2 separate regions of the Homo sapiens genome follow, and region 2 is linked to region 1. A link is a loop called in an ENCODE intact Hi-C map of the cell type or tissue named here. Cell type or tissue: thyroid gland. All regions are shown on one strand. Links, peaks and the distances in the headings refer to the core of each region. The heading gives the core; the rest is flanking DNA.

Region 1 (7,718 bases), core at 1,856-6,855:
TAATTTTAGTTGCAATCACTTTTTTCAACATCTAATGTAATCATGAGAACATATTAGAAAAAGTATCGAGCAGGCAGTCAGCTAAAAGGTTCCCAGTGGCAGAACAGCTGAAGGCGGTTCTTTTCTCCTTGATACTTTTCTGAACTTTCATTTGCTCCACAGTGACTTTATGATTTTCTACTCAGAAGAAGAAAGTGTGGGGTTTGTGGCTGCTGTTTGGTTTGGCAGCTCGCTTTGTTTTTGAAAGAGAAGTGGAGCGGAGGGAGCAGCGCTGTTCGTGTAGAGGGCCTTGGGGAGACGCCTGGGAACGGGGCCCCTTCATGCCTTGTCTGCATGTTAGGAATAGAGACGTGAATATTTTTACATCAGTTTTAACACCTTTGCAGGCCTGTAGGTTGGAAATAGCTGGTCAATGTCTGGTGCGTCCCAGCATGGGAGGCGCGTCCCTCTCCAGCCCCATGCGACATTCTCGGGGTTGACTTGGGGTCACAGTTGTCTGCTCCCAGTGTTTGATCAGCTTCATTTCCAAAATGGGTCACTCACAGGGCGGTGTGTGATCATGTGTGCGACGTGGCTCTTCAAAGCTGTTTCCTGGTTGGGAAATCTTCACACACACACAAAGGTCGAGTCTGCTGTCTGTCCAGCGTTGACGGTGCCTGCCACACCTCACGTCTGCACCCTCTCCTGTCCCCGCCTCCGGGCCTTCTGCCCATAGCCAGGTGTGACAGCCAGGGCTGCTGCCTCCCGATCAGGCAGTGCACAGCCCTGGGACCCCCAGGGACACAGACCTAAGGGAAAGTGAGCCCCCAAACCTGCCTTCCAGCCAGCCTGCTTGGAGGAAATGCCCTAGCTTTATTGAACACTTAATTACTTAATAAATATTAGATGATACCATTCTCCACAAAAAAAAAAAAAAAAAAAAAAGATTGAAACCCAGAGAGAGATGGGCAAGTCACGAAAACAAGAATAAAGGGGATTATTCTTCAAGGTAACAGGATATGAAGAGAAGTGCCCCCAGGCTGGTCCGCTGGAGCATTTAGGACAGCAGAAGAGAGGCCTCTTTATAATCTCCCGACCGGAAATTCACCCTCATCGCTCCCAGCTTCACATACAACCTGGAACTCCGGGGGAGATGGGGAAAGCCGGGGGGCGGCCCCTGTGACCTGGCTGACCCAGGTCTCATGACAGAATGTGAAAGACTCCTTTATTTGTAATTCTCAGTACTCCCAAGTTGTAAGCCCCGATTTTACCTACAGGTACCTTTTGAGTATTTAAAGATGTGCCAAGCACACAGTAGAGAAGTATCATAGGTGGAGCCCAGGGCAATGAGCTCAGGCCTGAGTAAATCAGCACCATCTCCCACCAGCTGTGTGACCTCAGGTAGGAGATTCAACCTCTCTGTGCTTCAGACTACACAGCTCCCAAACAGACAGAATTGCCAACCTGCCCCACAGCTATTGTCAGGGTTAAATGAGGGTACATCCATGAAGTGCTCAGAGTGGGGCGCATCCTGAGTGTCACAAAGGTTGGCAGCTGTTATTGTCTTGTTTTGATGGTTGGGTCATCGTCATCATCATCATCATGATGATTAGTATCCCCATTTCGCAGCAGTGAAAACAAAGGCTCAGGTCAGTCTGATTCCAGGGCTCCTTCTTTCTCATCTCCACTTTGCCTCCACCAATAACACCCAGTGGGGGCCCCAGTATGAAATTGTCTAACTCCTTACCTTCTTCACTATCTTTTTTCTTTTTCTGTCTCCTTTCCCCACTCTCTTTCCCATCTGTAAGCCAAAAACCCCAACATCTAGGAAAAGCCAATCATGAAAAAAGTCATCCTCCCACCAATTTGTGCCTCCAGCCCAGACCTCTCTCCCAAGTTCCCAACTTACATGTCCAACAGCCAACTCCACACCTCAGCCTCAGCATCTCACACTCCCTTCGCCCAAGACTAAACTCCTGCTCTTCATACACAACTTGCTGCCTGCAAAGACCTCCCCATCCCCAGTGACGCCATCCTTTTGGCTGCTCCAGCCAAGAGCCCTGGAGTCCCTGTCCATTCTCCTCTTGCTCTCACTCCCTCCTTCCCCTCTTCCAATTGGTCAGGAAGTCCTGCTGGCCCTTCCTTCAAAGTAAACCCAGGAGCCAACCACTTATTATCCTCCCGCTCTGCTCGCTCCTGGATTCCTGAACCAACTTCCTGGCAGTCTCCTAAGGTCAAGTGGCATCTGTCTTCTACTCAGCCTCCTGTGTGGCCCCCATATCACTCAGCGCTAACTGCAGGGGCCTCATCGTGGTCTCCACAACCCTGTGTGATGCCTCGCCCACATCTTCCCTCTTCCATCCATGCCTCCTGTCCCCACCGTAGTGGCCTCATTGCCCCAGCTCAGGGGCTTTGTCCCAGCTGCTCCTTTGCCCTGGAACCCACCTATTGCAGGGAGCTGTTTGGCTTCCCAGCACCTCCTCTAAGCTCATATCCCACCTTCTTTTCCCTCCGGGGCCTACCCTGACCACCTGCAGTGGGTTGAATCACATCCTCCCCAACATTCATGTCCATGGGGAGCCTGTCATTGTGACTTTATTTGGAAATAGGGTCTTTGCAGATGTAATTAAGTTAAAGATTTTGCAATGAGATATCCTAGTTTTAGGGTGAGCCTAAATCCAATGATCGGTGTTCTTATAAAAAGAGGATAATACACACAGAGATACAGAGACAAGGCCATGTGAAGATGGGGACAGAGACTGGGGTAATGGGGCCACAAGCCAGGGAAGCCTGGAACCACTAGAAGGTGGAGGAGGTAGGGAAGGATCTTCCCTAGAGCCTGCAGAGGGAATGCAGCCCTGCCAGCAACTCGATTTTCGATTTCCGGCCTCCAGAAGTGTGACAGGATAAATTTCTGTTGTTTTAAGTCACACAGTTTATGGTGCTTTATCAGGGCAGCCCTAGGACCCAAGTCCACTGTCCTATTGAACATCGAAGCCTGTCCCACCCCTCGATCCCCATAGCCCCATGTCTTCCTGCCAGTCTCTGCCACTTCTTTGTCCTCGTGCAGTTACCACTGCTGGCACGTGCTGTCATTTCTGCCCAACTGTGCTTATTTTTATCAGCCGTCTCCCCACACTGGGACCAAAGGGCTATGAGAGAAACTTCTTTGTCTTGATGAGCCTGGCAGTTCACAGGGCTGAATCAATATCTGTTCAATCAATAATGGAATAATAAACAAACTCCTAAGGAATTGGAAAGGACCAGAAAACCCTTTCAGAATCTACATGAACTCTCCATCTTCCTCCTCAGCCACCTTCATTTAACTTCATCAAACTGACAGCCAGCTTTGAAAACTAATGCTTTCTAGTTTTTGTTCTATTGAGTTTAGTGACAAGCATCGCAATAGTGATTGTATCTACTATACTTCCCTGCACATTCCCTGTGTGGCTGGTAGAATCAATCAGCTCTTCTACAGCAAGATGGAAGAGTACTTGTCACTAAACCCAGGAAGCAGAGGTTGCAGTGAGCTGAGATCATGCCACTGCACTCCAGCCTGGGTGACAGAGCAAGACTCCATCTCAAAAAAAGAAAAGAAAAGAAACACTGCAGAGAGCTGCTGGTGGAAAGCGTCCCTCGTCACGCCCCCTCCCAGGCTCCCCATTGCGTGGGATCTAGTGTGGTGCACTGTGCCCCACCCAGCACAGGCAAAGAAGAGAAACTGATCTTACCAGCCACTCAGGGTCCTTTCACAACCACACACCTCAAAGAAGGATAAAGCCATCCATGAGTAACCCCAAGTCACCATAAGAGGTGCCCTTACTTCAGAGCTAACCTAGCCTCTGGGAGCCAAAAAGAGCAAAGAAAGCCCCAAGACACGGATCTCAGCCCTTTGTCACTGGATGGTGTCCTCCCAGCCTGCTCACTCCTATGGGGCAGGGGGCCAGAAGCAGGGGACAGCTTCCCTCTAAGATCTGCACAAAGAACACTAGGAGGGCATTTGGGCAGTGAGTTGTCACCTACAGATCAGAGGTTGAACGAGCTCACTGGGACCTCCCTTGGCTCCAGTTCACTAAGGAACATGAAATGCTTTAGGGAGCATGGAGTACATATGCTGGGAAGAAAAGATCCCCAGCAAAGCAAGGAGAGCCAGTGCCAACATCGAATGGTGACCGGAAAGGCTAACATCCATTTATCCAGCAAGTCAGGCCGCCTCGGAGTCCTCTGCCTGCCCCAGGCCGCTATTCCCAGGCCAACCCAGGGCCTCTCCTTCTGGTGCAGGGGTTCTCAAGATGGCGCCCCCTCCTGGTTCTAGGTGGGCAAGGGTCAGGCCCTCCTACCTGGGTCCCTCAGTCCTGTCCACGTTCCAGGGTCTCAACCTCAGCCAGGGGCCTGGAGGGGCCTCTTGAGGACACTCATCTGTACCCTGGTCTCCTCTCTAGCTGCCCCACTTTCAGCCTACAGGTTGACTCACTGGGAAATGATTCCTACGTCATTTCCTGCATCCTCTCTGCTTTATGGAGAATCTGTGATGTCTGAACAGGAGGCCTGGCCCTGGGGCCTGTCTCTGACAACATCCCGACTCCTCTGAAAGGTGCAAATGACACGTCCTTCTCTGCAGAACTTCTGTCTTGGCTGGGCTGTGGTAGCCAAAGCCCCTGGGCTTCACGTTCTTCTAGAGAAGTGCCTGCCATGCCCAGCCTAGAAGGCTGGCTCCCAACGCTAAAAGGAAGCTTTTCTCTCTTAAGAACCCAGCTTTGTAAATAAAAGCCTCCTGTGTCGTTATTATTGTTCTTTTAGGTAATTTTTTTCAAGTTGGCATTTTGAAATAATTTCAAATTTACTGAAGAGTTGCAAAAATAATACAGAAATGTCCTATATAAACTTTGCCTACCTCCACCGATGTCTTAAAATTATTAACAGCATTGTTAACACAATCATCCCGTCTTAGCCTCAGTTTCACTTTCTGAGGTTTCAGTTACCCGCCATCAACTGTTGTCCAAAAATATTAAGATATTTTGAGAGAGACAGAGGGAGAGAGAGATCATATTTACATAACCTTTAGTACAGTACATAGAAATCATATTTACATAATCTTCAGTACAGTATATTGTTATAATTTTTCTATTTCATTATTTATTATTGTTATCGATCTCTTACTGTGCCTAATTTACAAATGAAACTTTATCATAGGTATGTGCATATAGGAAAAAAACATACAATGTGTAGGGTCCAGTACTCTCCGAGGTCTCAGGCAGCCCCCGGGAGTCTTGGAACAGATCTCCATGGATAAAGAGGGCTGCCATATTTGAGGAAAGGAAAATGCATGAAGTAACATTTCCAACTTTTGTCTCGTCAACTAAACTGAAACTTTGACACACGTCTATGTAATAGAATGAGAAACATGTGCTTCTGAAACATTTTGAAAGTGATGCTTTTCTGTCAGTACTCAACCCTTTTCTTTCAAGACTCTCATGCTTGAGATATCTACAAAGCCCATATACATTCCTCACCTGCATTTAAAAAGCCGCTACTGTCCATTCCTCACCCTTTGTTGCTTGAGAGCTTCCCCAGAGATGTAAGCCAACCATGCTACCCCTCAGAAGCTAAACAGCACCTCCTTCTTGTAGGAGCTCCTTTAGGGGTGACTCGGGCTCCAACCTAATGGATTTGCACACTCAGGCACTCTCTCGGGGCATGTTCACAGCACATGAAACCTGTCCAAAGACAACTATTAAAATTCTAAAATTCCACCCTCTGTCCAACAAGTTTCTGAACACTTGGTCTCTATGCCTCCCTGCTAAAAACCAAGCTAAAGAGATGAACCATGGATCAATAGAGGTTTGCTTTGCTGAGCCAACTAGTGAGGACTTGGGTTGGTGCCTTTCTGCATTTATCATGGTTACATGGTCATTAAGGGTGACATTTGTTAAAACTGAAAAGTCATTAACCCCAGGGGCAGGACTGCCCCCGGTTCACAGTGGGGCTATTCCCTGTCTAGAAAAATGAAGGGGTTTTAGTTAAAAGGATTTGAGCTGCTTGCCATCTGGATTTTATTTTGCTTTTCTATTATTTTTAAGCAGATTTAATGTTTGAATGGGTAATGCATCTACATGATATCAAAAAGTTTAAGAAGGTGTATATATGAGCAGTTCCTTCCCTTTCCTCTCTCACAGTCACGTTATTCCCACCATGGCCTATGAGTTTCCATTCTTAATAGACGGTTTTATAGTCTTCAAAGGTTACTACACGAATACAAGCAAAGGTATACTCCTGCCCCCACCACAAAGACTGGCACTCTACAAAACTTGCTCTGTGCCTTCATTTTTGATTTAACACTACTTCTTGGAAATTTTTCCCCAATGGTACAAGAAAACACATTTTTGTTTGTTTCAGCCCTATTGTATTCCATTTATATAGACAACATACTTAACTAGTCTTCTCTTAGGGGACAATTACATGGTTGCCAACACTGCAATTATAAAACGACACAAATCTATGTGTCAGATGGTATCTGTTCACTAGCGACTAGGATGGTGCCAGAGGAGGGCACGGAAATGGTAAACAAATCACATGTGGGGGGACCCTCAAAGGCTGTGTCTCAGTTGTGAAAAACAGATTTTCATCAGGCAGTACACATCTATACTCCATTTTACACTTTAGATGGAGCTAAAGATGTTTCCCTCTCCACCTGAGTTCTGCCAGAAATGTGTCTGAGAATTTGCCCCCAGTCTAAGGACATGAAACCCCTTGTTCCCAATATACAAGCATGGAGGGGCACCACAGATTAAAGTAAGATCAATGTTACCAGAACAATAAAAGGGCTCGCTAGCACCTTTAAATTTCCACTAATACTTTATTATTTTTACTCCAAACCCTTTGTTACGTTAAGAGACAGCAAATTCCAAAGAACAAACTAATTTTAGCCAGAGAGAGCACAAGCAACATGCCTATCCGGGAGGAAGTGCTCAGGAAATGATAGCTTCAGATAATACACCACCCATATCCTACTTCCTATAGTCAGAAAAAAAGAGCACTAAAAAGTCCCTCAAAACACACAAAGAAACACTAAAAGGAAAGTCCAATGCCTGCAGCCCACCTCAGTTTCCTTCAGTCCCCAATTTCTAGGTTAATGCTCCAAGATCACAGCCAGACTTCAGGCCCAGGCCTCACCATAGCACTAGATGTTGCTTCTAGAATCAAGCACTGAGTGGCTTCTAGAACTGAGGCACTACATCAAACCTTCAGAAAGGCCAACGCCCGTGGTTCTCAAAGTGTGGTCAGGCCAGGGACCCCTGGGAGTCCCCAGACCCTTTCAGGGTCCCCATAAGGTCAAATGATTTTTATAATCATACTAAGATGTCATCTACCCTTTCCACCCTTACTCTGTAAGTGTGCAGTGGAGTTTTCCAGAAGTTTTGTGATGTGTGGTAGTGCAACAGATTGAGTACAGAGTCAGATAGGAGAATCTAGCCATCTTCCAGCTGTTAAAGAGACTTGAAAAAATGTAAAATCATACTGCTCTTCTTATTAGACCATTTTGCCCTTAAAAATTTAGGGTTTTTTAAATAAAAATGTTATTTATATCAACATGTAATAAGTTTATTATGTTAAATGAATAAATGTTTTTAAATGTCTTAATTCCACTTTCTAATATGGTAAAAAAAAAAATGCTCAGCTTACCATAATACACACACACAAAAAAAAGCTCTTTGCTGTCTTCAATAATTTTTGAAAAT
Region 2 (7,718 bases), core at 1,513-6,512, 45 kb after region 1:
GCAATGTACCGAGATCCCATCTCTACAAAAACTTAAAAACTTAGCTGGACATGATGGGGTGAACCTGTGGTACCAGCAGCTACTCAGGAGGCTAAGGAGGGAGGATCGCTTGAGCCCAGGAGGTCAAGCCTGCAGTGAGCCATGACTGCACCACTGCACTCCAGCCTGGGCAACAGAACACAGTGAGACCCTCTCTCAAAAAACAAAAACAAACAAATAACCTTGTCTCCAGAAGAGGCAAATGAGAGGCAGGACAGCACAGAGACGGAAAACTCAGGTCTTGGGGCCTGGCAGGTCTGGGTTTGAAGGCCGCTCTTTCCCCCTTTAGCTGAGGGACCTGGTGCATGTCATTTCTTAGAGGAGGCTGAGTTTCCTCAACTGTAAAACCCGGTTAGAATAGTACCAGTTTCATAGGATGGCTGTGGGATGGAATGAGACACGCCATCTGTAGTGGTCACACAGAGCCACGAGCTATTAGTAAGTCAGTTGGCCTTCCCACCTGGCCACTCTCTTGCGGCTAAACAGAAGAAGGTGCAGAAACACCACAGAGATGGCTCATAAGTGCCACGTGGGGCTATGGATTCAATTAAAAGAAAAAATAAAGTCTGGAGGAAATGGAGGCAGGCAGAGGTCAGGGACAGGAGAAAAGGCGAAAAAGCACAAGTGGGGCACCCAAATGCGGAAGCCACTAGAAGCGGCGCCCCAACCCCACCCCTGCAAGAGCCTCCAAGAAACACTTGGCTGCGTCACAGGCTTCACCCCTTCCCGCCCACACGCCTGCAAGATCCTGTTCTCAAGCTGCAGTCTTTGCAGAGTCGCAACCCACGAACAAGTTACGAAATCCATTCCAATGGCCGCAGCCGGCAATGGACAAACATGAAACTAGAACAGGTCAGAGTGCATAGCACATCTGGGGGAAATACTGTATTGTTGAACCTTTTCAGTAATACGCACATGTGTATACCTGCTTATGTCATCTACATAAGGATACAGGCGCACTTACGAAGACTAGAATCAACAATGTCAGCGTGCAGTGTGCATAGTGTATGGTAAGAGTAAGTACTGGTCGGGCGCGGCGGCTCATGCCTGTAATCCCAGCATTTTGAGAGGCCAAGGTGGGAGGATTTGATGAGAACAGGAGGTCAAGACCAGCCTGGCCAATATAGTGAGACTCTATCTCAAAACAACAAAGAAAAAGGTGGAAAAAAAGGAGTATTATTCAGATAAACCTTTCCTATTATATATATGTATACGCAATGTATATATCATACATTCACACATATACACATATGTACGTATGTATATATATATACATTCACACATATATACATATCTACATATGTATATACACACATCCACACATATATACATATGTACGTATGTATATACATATTTTGTTAAATTGTTTTTGGTTTTACACATATGTATATGCACACATGTAATAGAACATGGGCTTCTTGCTGTCAGTTACAGCCAGGGAGATTGAAGCCGCTGGCTAAAGCACCCTTCAGGAGCAGCTCTCAGGGCTCTGGGAGCCCCTGGCAGCTCTATCCTGTGGCTCCACCGTGCTGCCAGGGAGAGCGAGCAGGGCAGAGGCCAGCCAGCAATGGCTTTCCCTGTGGGGAGCAATGGGATGTTCATCTATTTCCTGAAGAGGCCAGGGCATAACATTAATTCTAAATGGAACAATTAAATTCCAATTAAAAATCAATTTTAAAATGTGAAAAAGTAATAGGTACCAACCGATGTCTCTTTGCATCCGTGAGACTTTCCTGGTCCCCTATGCCAAAGTTATAAGCAAAGCTCGCACCAGAGAAAGTTCCGATTTTTCATGAACCTGAGTCAGATTCTCTGGAACCAAAGATTAGAGTATTGATTCTTCCAGCATTCAGCACATCTGATAGCACCCAGGGGGTTATAAATGGCAACAAATCCTGTGAAACATCAGCCCAGAGAATACCGTCTTTATTTTACAACACTTACAAAGAGATCCCCTAAGGTTTATTTTAAAAATAAATAACATTATAAAAAGCAATTTTAGTCACCAGCCTGTTACAGCAAAATATCTGAGCCCCAGAATCCTAGGCAGACATCATCACCAGCCCGTGTGTGATTAGGAAAACGGGGTCTGGTGAGGGTGGCGCCCCACTCAGTTGAGAGGCTCCCCTCTCAATCCCTGTCCATTTATCCTGCTGGGAGCTCTGTGGTTTGGGTCTCTATGTCTTCCTTTTTTTGAGGTGTTCAATTTTTCCCCAAGTCAAAAGGGGTGGCATCCTTCTAAGTCACCAGCTAAGAACATCAAAAACCCCAGGGCTCCATGTCCTGCTGAAGGTCAGGGCGAGGTCTCCGCCCCTCAGCACCAGCCCTCACTCTCCTTCCCCCTCCATAAGAAGGAGGGCCAAGTGCGGTGGCTCACGTCTATAATCCCAGCACTTTGGGAGGCCAAGGCAGGCAGATCACGATGTCAAGAGATCGAGACCATCCTGGCCAACATGGTGAAACCCCATCTCTACTAAAAATAGAAAAATTAGCTGGGCATGGTGGCGCGTGCCTGTAGTCTCGGCTACTCGGGAGGCCAAGGCAGGAGAATCGCTTGAATCTGGGAGACGGAGGTTGCTGTGAGCTGAGATTGCGCCACTGCACTCCAGCCTGGTGACAGAGCAAGATCCCATCTCAGGAAAAAAAAAAAAAAAAAGAAGGAGGATGAGAAGGAGAAGGAGGAAAAGGAGGAGGAGAAGGAGAAGGAGGAGGAGAAGGAGAAGAAGGAGAAGGAGAAGAAGGAGGAAGAGAAGGAGAAGAAGGAGAAGGAGAAGAAGGAGGGGGAGAAGGAGAAGAGCACAGGTGCCAGGCAGACATTCCTGGTAGGGAAGCTCTCATTCGAGGGGTCTAATCACAGACCCCCAAAGTGTCCTGTCTGTGGACAGAATTCCAGCAGTCTGGAACTTGCATAGAGAAACTATGACTTTTTTTTCACTAATCTCTAGCTGAACATTAGCACTTCCTTCCATCGTGAATGTACACAACAAGCCACAGAAGCAAAAACAGTACCTGGTACTTGGTCACCAGTTAGAAATCACAGCTACTTTCATATGACACTACATCTGTTCCAGGAATCTCAGGATAGCGTTCATGCCCATCACTACATGGAAATGAGAGTAGTTATCAGGACTGTTGATGGATCTATGAAAAAATTAATTTTTTTTAAAGAGCACAAATTAAAAAAAAATATTTGGGTAACTATGTATCAGTGTAATTGATTTCCTTTGTAACCCAGAGTGTTTTCTTTTATACATTTAAAAGCATTCTCCTAATAAGGGGTCCATAGAGGTCATGGCACCCAAAGAGGAAGGAACCCCTACCCTCATCAAAAACTCAGCTCACGGGGCTGACACACACAGGAGACCCCTAACCAAGGCTGTGGGCCAAGTGGGTGCAGACTCCGAGAGAGGCTGCGGGGAGATGGCTGCTCCTCAGTCATCCATCAGCATCTTCACCACATTCACACTTTATAATAACTAAACTGACTCAAAGCGTTTTGTGGAGCAGAAATGGATGATGATAAATGTTTTATTCTCACATAACAGTTTACGGACGGTACGCAAGCCACTGCACTAGAACCCCACAACTGCTAGGCTGGCAAGCTGAGTATGTTGTCATTTCTTAAATAAAGAAACTGAGACGCAAAGGAATGTAATGCTTTGTTCAGAGTCATTGAACCCACCTGCCGGTGGCAGAGAAAAGCCTCACAGCTGTCTTCTGACGCCAAGTCCCGGCACCTGGCTGGGCTGCCGCTCCAGGTGCGGGCATATACTGCGCATGCGCTCTGTGCTGGCCTCCCCACCCCTCCCCCGTCCCTCCGGCCCCGCCTTCCACACCCCTGTCCAGCCCCCTGGTATGAACTTAGGTGCATGGGACACCCTGTGACGACGATCATTAGGACAAGTATGCACTTGCTTATTGGCCTGGGAGTCCCTTGGCTTCTCACAAGCTTGAAGCGCTGCGCCCCCATTGTCCCAGTGCTATGACAAGCCATGCAAAGGTAAACAATAACTAGTGGTCACAAGGCGGGACAGTCCACTTTCCCCAGAATATCTGCAAAAATGCATGCCAAAGGTAGTAAGCCATTTCCATTTTCCGACCCGCTGCTGCACTTACAGTCCTCCTGCTCCTCCAGCTGGGTCTCCCAATAAAATCCAACGCCTGGAGAGGGAAGGTTCTGGCTCCTGGCCCGTCACTGGGCTGGCCTGGATGGTGGCCTGGTGATGCCGGGGAAGCCAGCTTCATCCACGCCAGTCCTCTCATCTCCCCGTGCAGGGAGTAGAAAGGACACTTTCCTCCCATCTCCCCGTGCAGGGAGTAGAAAGGACACTTTCCTCCCATCTCCCCCGTGCAGGGAGTAGAAAGGACACTTTCCTCCCATCTCCCCGTGCAGGGAGTAGAAAGGACACTTTCCTCCCATTTTTATGGATTCAAAAACAGAGCCCACCAGTGTGTGTGCGAGCCGGGTTGGCACCTGAGTCCCCACCCCACCCCTTGGTTCAATGTAGGACAAAGAGGGCTCACGGGCTCCACGCCTGCTGCATGAGACTGAATTATCCTTCCTCTCTGTTTTACAGTCATGATTGCCCTGCAAAAGAACTTTCCGGCAAAAACAGCCCTTCGTCCTCTTCCCCCGTCTTCTGACCTCTCAAATTTCCCTCCAGTTTCTGGAACTTCTTTGAAGGGAATCTCCCTAAACTACTCGTCACAAAATTACATGGGGTGGAGCTGGAACATTTTTGTTTAGGATGCAAGATCCTGTTTAAACTGCACTCTGTTTTGCAAGCTCTGGTGTTTAGCCTCTCTATATCTCCTGGGCTTGTGGGGGTGGGGCAGGGGTGGGAGTGGCGTGACTCACTGCAGCAGGTTGCATAAACCTTATTGGTGCAAGATGAGTGAGAATTCAGGTGCACATCTTTGAATGACCACCTGCATATCATCAGCCCTTGGATAGCATCTCTACTTTCTTGGGAGATTGGAGGTAAGGATACAAAACACCACAGAGACTCACCGAGTCTCTAAGCAAAAAAGAGTCAACAGCAGCTGAATGTTGGTGGGCAGGGACACCCTGTGACGTTCAGGTGAAGTTCAGGACCCAGCCCTGTTGAGTTTGAGCAAGGTCAACATTTTCCTAACATCTTCTGGGTATTTCCACAGTTGAGAATACCAAATGATGTGGGCAGCTTGCTGGGTGCCAAGTACAACATGACGGACCCACTTACTGGGTCCATTTACTGCCAAGCCGGGCACTTACTGGGCCCACGCTAGTGGCTGTACTGCTGTGTGGCCAGACCTGGCTGTGGGAGGTGGGAGGTAATCAGGGCTTCACAAAGAGAGAACAGACATTTCCTCCACAGTGAAGGAGGAGCTGCCACTCCCACCTTCCCTCCACCTTCTGGCCAGTGTCTCTAACATGCTCAGCACAAGTGTCACCTGGGGTGCCTGCTAAAGATACAGGTTCTAATGGCTGTAATCCCAGCACTTTGGGAGGCCGAGGCAGGCGGATCACAAGGTCAGGAGATCGAGACCATCCTGGCTAACACAGTGAAACCCCGTCTCTACTAAAAATACAAAAAATTAGCCGGACACAGTGGCGGGCACCTGTAGTCCCAGCTACTCAGGAGGCTGAGGCAGGAGAATGGCGTGAACCCGGGAGGCGGAGCTTGCAGTGAGCTGAGATCACGCCACTGCACTCTAGCCTGGGCAACAGAGTGAGACTCCATCTCAAAAAAAAAAAAAAAAAAAAATACAGGTTCTAGACCCTGTCCCACAGCTACAGAAGCCAGCTTCCCACTCTGGGCAGCTGCCATTCAACAAGCACCCCCATATGCCCGTGGTTCTCGAGTACTGATGGGCATCAGAATCTCCAGACACTTGTCAAAATCCACGCCTTTACATTTACCCCAGTCTATGAATCAGCATCTCCAGAAACCAGGCCAGGTGATTCTCAGGCATCTAAAGTTTGAGATCCTACTTTGGATGAGTGATTTTCAAAGTGGAGTCCCCAGACAAGCAGCTCCTGTGTCACCTGGGAGCTTGTTAGGCACATTCTTGGGTCCCACCCCAGACCTCCTGAGTCAGAAACTCGGGATGAGGCCCCACCCTCCAGGTGAGAGCCACTGGAGTTAGACTGTGAGCTTCCCAAGGCCATGCACTTGTCCTGGTCACAGCTTAGAGTGTGGTACTTGGTGCTGAGTCAGCACGGGGGCTCTCCCTGGCTTCTAAGAGAAGTGAATGAGTTTTCCTCACCACTGACTGCCCAGGACACCCCATCTGGGCCAGAAGGAGCTGCCTGCTGTCTCCTTCTCCCAGGGGCCAGAATACAGCTCCTTAGGCACCTGTATTTGCAGGAAAGGCTGCTGTATGGGGAGAGAGCAGGCCTTGCCCTCAGTTTGGCTAACTTCTCACAGCTCCAGTTTCATCTATCTTGCTCTACCGCTGCAAAAGAATTGCCCCATGCCTTATGCATTTTGCCTCAGAGTCCCAGGAGTGCAATGTCCAATGTGGGGTGTGCTTTCTCTACTAGCTTAAAGTACAGAACAAATACCCCTCTGCTCCTATATGAACATGAACTGTTCATTCTAGTGATGGCTCTGAACAAAGCCGGGGGTCCCCTTTAAGTTGGCTTGAACATTTGCATTTCTGTTCCAGTCCTACTCATTTACAGATAACACACGGAGCCCTCCAAGCCCTTGCCACCCCTTTCCAGTCCTATTCCACTCTTCCCTCACCCTTCCCAGACCAGCTCAAGCACCCCTCATCCAGGAAACTTCCCCAGCCCTTTCCAGCTCTGGCTGATCTACCTGCTCTCCAAAGGTGAAGAAGCCGTTGCCTTCAGTGAGAATTTGGCACTTTGGGGCTCTCTTGAACCTTTGTCTTATTTCCCCAATAAAAGTGATAGTCCGATCAGGGCAGGGTCAATATTTATTGTCTTATTTTCATTCCGTCAAATTACTCAGCACCCCAGAGAGTTTTGATCATGAAGGTGCTCAGTAAGTGTTGGATGGCAGCATAGAGGTCAATCACAAAAGCAAGAAACCACACAGCCACTGCTGCAGATGAATGTCTCTGGATCTGCCCACACCCTTAGAATGGTTCCAGATCAACTGGGCGTCTGTCCAGCAGCCTAGGAGTGAGCTTTGGATCCTTTACAAAAACAAGAAGGCAGTAGCACCCCCTGAAAACCATGCCTTACAGTTAACCTGCCTCTAAGGTACAGGCCCTTCCAACCTGCTGTTTAGCAGGGAGAAGGGGGCCAGGCATGGTGGCTCATGCCTGTAATCCCGACACTTTGGGAGGCCAAGGCGGGTGGATCACTTGAGGTCAGGAATTTGAGACCAGCCTGGCCAACATGGTGAAACCCTGTCTGTACTAAAAATACAAAAATTAGCCGGGCATGGCGGTGCACACATGTAATTCCCAGCTACTCAGGAGGCTGAGGCAGGAGAATCACTTGAACCAGGGAGACAGAGGTTGCAGTGAGCCGAGATCAGGCCACTGCACTCCAGCCTGGACAACAGAGCAAGACTCCGTCTCAGAAAAAAAAAAAAAAAATAGCGGGGAGAAGGACCTTGGATTTGGCTTCAACAGACCTATGTTCAAATTAATCACTACGTATTATTAATATCAAAATAACTGTTAACCTACAGCTGACCTCAGCCACTGCCCTCTGCTGGCCC

The links. A loop is a pair of places that touch in the nucleus more often than their neighbours do. Peaks named below come from ENCODE experiments on the same cell type or tissue, not always from the same donor. Only the 100,000 strongest peaks of a DNase experiment are listed, where the experiment ranks them.
Region 2: a loop joins it to region 1, with 1.9 times the contacts of the local background. A loop is called at or near these places in 12 of 110 quality-filtered maps.

Annotation. Positions count from the first base shown.
Region 1 is chr21:39,033,732-39,041,449 of GRCh38, forward strand. The region is part of intron 3 of LINC02943 (long intergenic non-protein coding RNA 2943); the gene reads right to left. Among named protein-coding and RNA genes, the nearest start is that of LINC02940, 18 kb to the left of the region's middle. In thyroid gland, for the core only: a CTCF peak has its summit at 4,258 (motif pointing left); no DNase peak of the experiment used is centred there; H3K27ac peaks cover 1,341 bases.
Region 2 is chr21:39,079,006-39,086,723 of GRCh38, forward strand. LINC02943 (long intergenic non-protein coding RNA 2943) reads right to left here and starts at 5,528. Exons shown (of 7, transcript XR_001755055.2): 1 at 4,156-5,528; 2 at 3,049-3,139; 3 at 1,744-1,934. In thyroid gland, for the core only: a CTCF peak has its summit at 3,725; DNase peaks (open chromatin) are centred at 4,006, 4,866, 5,256 and 6,126; H3K27ac peaks cover 3,212 bases.